Linked DNA regions of Homo sapiens: region 2 is linked to region 1. Evidence: read pairs that join two places in POLR2A ChIA-PET (ENCODE). Cell type or tissue: MCF 10A. All regions are shown on one strand. Each heading gives the region's core, and the rest is flanking DNA. Links, peaks and the distances in the headings are about the cores only.

Evidence for each region. Peaks named below come from ENCODE experiments on the same cell type or tissue, not always from the same donor. Only the 100,000 strongest peaks of a DNase experiment are listed, where the experiment ranks them.
Region 2: POLR2A ChIA-PET joins it to region 1 with 5 read pairs; 4 of 35 experiments call an interaction of 5 or more read pairs at or near these places.

What each region holds. Positions count from the first base shown.
Region 1 is chr18:7,870,632-7,873,551 of GRCh38, reverse strand. The region is part of intron 2 of PTPRM (protein tyrosine phosphatase receptor type M); the gene reads right to left. Among named protein-coding and RNA genes, the nearest start is that of PTPRM, 300 kb to the right of the region's middle. In MCF 10A, for the core only: a CTCF peak has its summit at 888 (motif pointing left); DNase peaks (open chromatin) are centred at 841, 1,761 and 2,441.
Region 2 is chr18:7,811,044-7,813,963 of GRCh38, reverse strand. All of the region lies in intron 2 of PTPRM (protein tyrosine phosphatase receptor type M), which reads right to left. Among named protein-coding and RNA genes, the nearest start is that of PTPRM, 250 kb to the right of the region's middle. In MCF 10A, for the core only: no CTCF peak of the experiment used is centred there; a DNase peak (open chromatin) is centred at 1,353.

The sequences.
Region 1 (2,920 bases), core at 318-2,817:
TATGTGCCAGCCACTCTGCTAAGCACTTTATGTCATTTGGTCCCTTCGGTAACCATTGAGAGAAGTATTGTCATTTTATAACCAGGAGGGTTTAAAAAAACTTCCCTAAGGTCACACAGAAAAGCAGATTGTAATCCAGTCAGTCAGATTCTGGAGCTGATGATTTAGTCTAACATATAATCAAGGTTTCATAGCACATCTCAGAGTCAGATAACCAAATATTGGTGGCATATGCTCTCTGGAGAAAATTAAAAAGAGAACAAAAAAAAGTGCATTAGAAGCTATTAGGGTCATCTTCAGCTTTGAATTATAAGTCTTAAAAAGTAAAATTAATCGATTCTCAAATTACATGAGCTATTCTCTTATTTAAAAATAAAAGTTAAAACTCACTATGCTTATGATGACAGTATGGAACCAAAACTAATTCTATTATTTCTTCTCAAGGAAACAAAAGAATTAGTGACAGAATGCAAGATAAGGAGATGAAAATAAAATCTATCATTTAAAAACTACCAACATTCATTGAAAAACATGAATTTTAAGTAAGACATTTAATATAATATAAACAATTAAATAAACCCCTGGATCTCTTCAGAAGCCCAGAGGATATTTTTATTCTTGTTGCTTCCTAATGCAATAAAATGATATAATAACACTCATGTGGCTTTACTTAAAAATGTTATTTAAGATCAAATTATTCAAAACAGATGACCAATTCTCTGAGCTTACACAACCCAAGAGAAGACAAACATTATCTATTAAGTGCCAAAATGGTCTGAAGGTCAGAAGCATATCTGTGATGACTCACAGAGGCACTCGATACTAAGTGCTCTTCATCTTCTGCCTCCACAGAGTGCCCTCCACAGGTCTGTCAAGAGATGCCACGTGAATCACTTCCAACATTCACTCCTGTATAAATGGCACTTTTATTGTTGCCGACAAGGAAATGGGAAGAAATGTACAAGAAGTAATACCACTGATTATCTTGGGTATTTTTATTCAAGGCTAATTTTTCTTTCATTTAACCAGTATTTTTGTAAATAACTCTTTCAAGTAATCGTTTTCAATCCGGGTAAAAAAAACAAACCAGGTACCCATAAACACACTGGGTAGAATAGCAAAATAATATGAATAATAACTGCACAATAATATAATTTTATAATAACATGAAGAGAAAATATTAGGTGGGAATAGTAGACCAATGGTAATCTAAGGCAGTGATATGAGGAAGTGGGAAGGATAAATGGGATATCTTGAGTTACAATCAAAGGATTGTTTGTCTGAATGGATACTGAGAGGCTGGGGAGCTGATGGTGTCCAAAATGATTCTTAGCCTAAAATATGTGAAAGAACGGTGGTTCTTTTACACCACTTACATGATTCCAGTTTATGCTGACAACTGAATTTTATCTGACAAAAAAGCAGAAACAGTAATTTGATACATCTATATCACCAATGACGGATAATCTGAGATATGCCTGGCACTCAATTAGTTGAATTAACTACCACAATGCACTATGAACAAAAAATAACAACAGAGGCATTTTAAATCCTTTTATGTATCTCATTGGCAGAAACACTTTTTCTTTAATTTTTTCTTCTTTATCATTTACACAATTATTCTAAAAAGAAACAGCAAACTTTAAAATGTACTGTGTATATGTATTGAGTAATCACTGCCCAGGCACTGTCGTAAGCACCACTGATTCAAAGTTGAGTATAATAACTCAAGCCCCATTCTTAAGTCAGGTGTGGCAGGAAGACAGTGATGTTGCAATGGTGTGAACACCTCCCTCGTTCAACATTCACTGAGGGCACACACAAAAGTGGCACTGAAGCTAGCTCAGGGAGGTGGGGTGCTAGTGACAGCTCTTTAGAGAAAGGGAACTCTGAGCTGAGTCCTCCAGGATGAGGCATTAAGACAGGCCACAGATGGAGAACAGGCTGGGGATTCAACATTTGTTCATTCCACAAACATTTGTGAGCCTGTTACAGTGAACAGACACTGACATTGGGCATGAAAAAGACATGTCCACGGCCCCTCAGAAGCTTCCAGTCTAACAGAGTAAGCAACTGTGTAATTAAGTAATTAAAACACGAAGTTGTAATTGCTATGTCAGACATATTCAAATGCCAAAGTGACAGAATGGCACCGCAGAAAACAATGGCTAACGCAAGTTTAGGATCATCATCAGGGTAAATTAAGAACTGAACTGGACTGTCACTGAGAAACTGTAGAGCACACACAAATGCAAATAGTGACCATCAATACCTTGGAGGGTAGAGGAAGATACTTTATTCACTGTCCAAACTTCATTCACTTCATTCATTGTCCAAACTTTAGAAGGATTAATCAGTGCTCCACAGCTGAAATCAAGATGTGATTTAACCACAGGAGGAACAGCATGTCCACAGTTATTGTTGGGAATCACATTATGGCTTTCTAGGAAAGCAACTGGGCTCTTGCGAAAGTAATAGCAGTTCACATTAAAATGCCTTGTCCTTTACAGCTTGGTGTTTTGCTTTTATAAAACTTCTTTCAAGAGCTGCATTGCTGCCTTAAGTGGCATTCCAGGGAGGCGAACTCCCACTTTGCACACAAACAGGTCAGATACGTCAAAACTAACCATTATTGTTGGAGTTTGAAAGCTACTTTATCCCCATGAGAGTTAACTGCCAGAGAGACGGTTCTTTTCTAAAGTGTTTTAGACAACATCTCTAAACCTTTTTATTAGGCAGAATTACTTCCATAGAGTCTACAGCCAGGCCCAGAGGAGAAAGCTGAACTAAAGGCAAAGAATATTTTTAAATCGTTGAGGAAAAAAAATCTTCAGTGATTTTATATTTCAAATAAAAAATATTCAGGTGATTTAATATTTAAAATTGTCTATCAGATTTTTTATTGATTGGTAGGCAGTGT
Region 2 (2,920 bases), core at 323-2,822, 60 kb after region 1:
GGGTCTGAAAATAGATAGACTACCATGTTAATAATAATTTTTTAAAGGTGATCTGAAATTTTTAGACAATTTTTAAATGAGGAAAAACAACATTTGGTCTAAACAGGAGAAAGGATACAGCTGAAGAATAAATTAGTAATCTAGAAGACAGAGCCAAAGAATTATCCCACAAGACAACTCATCTCCCATAGGGGGAAAAAAAGATGAAAAAATGTGAAAAAAAAAGTTAAGACAAGCAAGAACTTAGAAGTTTTAACATATGCCTAATATGAAAAAAAAATTAAGAAGAAATACTTAAAAGAATATAGAGAAATTAACAGACAAAACTAAAGAGATAAGAGAAGAAAAGTACCCAGAGTTGAAGGCACATATCCTCTCGGTCCAGAAGGCCCACGAAGTTCCAAGCAGGATGAATAGGAAGGGGGTCCACATCTGGATGATAAGTGCCCTGGAGCCAGGTCCTCTGTCTTCAATATTTGAGTATTTCTTACGTGGTTACCAAGAATGTTGCATTAAAGGATATTCAATAACTGAACTGCAGCATGGACGGAGAGCCCAGAAATAAATGATGCACTCTGTCTTTGAGAAATAGTCTTACTGGCTACCGGTTCCAAGCACTTGATCTTTGTCAATCTCAGCAATGATTCAGCTATTAAATTTCTCCTTGAGGTCCTAACACACTAACGTTAATCTACTGCACTGAGATCACAACACACTAATGTACATCTACTGTACCCTTACATTCACATTTTCTTTCCCTCTGCCATTCCCCTCACTCATTTATCCCTCGTACTTTCATTTCTATGGAAGAACATGGCACTGGCATATGTTTGTCTCTTACAGAACAAGAGAAAGAGACCCTCTAGAAAGGAAACATCACCAAAGTGGGCATAACCTGCACACAGGTAAGTCACAGGGGTAATTCGTCAGCATGATGTCTCATAGAGCTAGGTGGCTAAGGCACTGCTAGGTGCACATGAATAGCACAAAGAAGCCATGTCAGGTTTTAGACATACCCTGTTCTGTGCTTCTGTGCTTCGGTTCAACCTCAAACTGACAAGATCCACCCAGCACCTCTGCGCCACTGCTGCTCTGATGGCATCATTTCATGCCTCATTCATACACTGTGCAGTGGCACTTAATGTTCACTCTTCAAAGAGCTAGACCATCCAGACCCAATTTCTCCATCATAAGCCAGTGCACTTTGAACAAGTATTGCTGTCAAAGAAAAAAAAAAAAAAACTTTCCAAGTCTCAGTTTTCAACATTCACTGGTGAAGTTGGCAAGTAGATATTTTAAATTCCAGACTGATTACACAGCTCTCCTGTGCTGCTTTGTAGAGTTTTATTTTCACACACTGCCATGACAATCCATCATACTCTGTCCCCTAGGGAAGAGAAAGAGTCCATCTTTTTATAAATAGCTGCAGGAGATTCCTGGAGCAGCTCATGCCCCTCCTGTGCTTAAACCCATGGAGCTTAAGACCTAAGAGGCTCACTTTCCACTGCAAAATACCATTCACCATCAGTCCCACAAATGTGAATGGGGCTGCCTCCAGGTACCTCGACTAGAAAGAGAAAAGCAGCTTATAAAATATGCTCCTGCTTATGGAAGGAGAGAGATAAAAGGAAGAGCAACAGCAGTGCACAATGCACCTAAGAGAATCTATGGCCTCATCAAAACCGGTTTTTTAAAATGTCAGAAGTCACTTGAAAACCTGAAATAAGGAAAAAAGTAATACTTAAAGGAAGTGAATGATGGGCAGAGAAAAACTGGGAATTTGAGAAGTGTCAGTCACTCAGTAATGCCTACTTCATCCAATATTGTTATCACAGAGATAAAGTTGGTAATAACGCATCAAATTGAAAATGTGTTTAATTCATTTAAGGGGATTTAATTCATTTTTTCTTGATTAAGAATCAGTGCACAAGAGCCTTGATGGACATAACTATTATATAAAAGGTTTCAGAACCAGAGTTCAAATTCACTCCAATAACATATCCTGGAAAACTTTACATAAAGTAATTCTGGGTATTAATCTATCCAGTCTCTCAGGAAGAGGCTGCCATATATGTGCAAACACCACCCAAATGCCCAAACACTGGTTATATTAACCCTTTCAAGTGTTCAGAATATAGATTATAATTGCCCAACAACACTTCCCACATAAAGTTCCAAGGGATCTGCTTGACTTATATAACAGTGCCACAGAGAACCCAGCCCCATGTGTCACTCTCAGGAATACCAAAGAGCAGACAACAAATCCTCCCTCCCTTTGGCATCAAGACTTCAAGTCTTCAGCTGGGCACAGTAGCTCACGCCTGTAAACCCAACATGTTAGGAGGCTGAGATGGGAGAAATGCTTGAGCTTGGGAGTTTGGACCAGCTTAGGCAACATAGCAAGACTTTATCTCTACTAAAAATAAAAAAATAAAAAAATGAACTCGGCTTGGTGGTACATGCCAGTATTCCCAGATACTTGAGAGGCTGAGATGGGAGGACCACTTGAGCCCCAGAGATCAAGGCTGCAGTGAGCTATGATTGCACCACTGAGCTCCATGCTAAGCAGCAGAGGAAGACTCCATCTCGGGGTGGGGAGAGAGTTTGAGTCTCCCAAGCATCCTGTGCAAAGCCTATGCAAAGCCCCTTGCTGGGACTGTGCAACCAGGGCAAAATGCTCCTGCTACATGGGGACAGGATATCACAGAAATATTCACTGTGCTCAGTAAAAGGGTGTCTCTGATGGAAACCAGTTCCAGGCTTGTTGTCACAGGCTGTTGCCACTTTATTGAGCCACGCTTGCCTTTCTGCTCCTTGCAGAAACTGTTCCATGAAACCTTATTGATTTTTGCATATTTTATTTCCTATAGGATTATTTCATGAGGCACACTGCTTGCCTATGCTGCAATATGACTGGTGG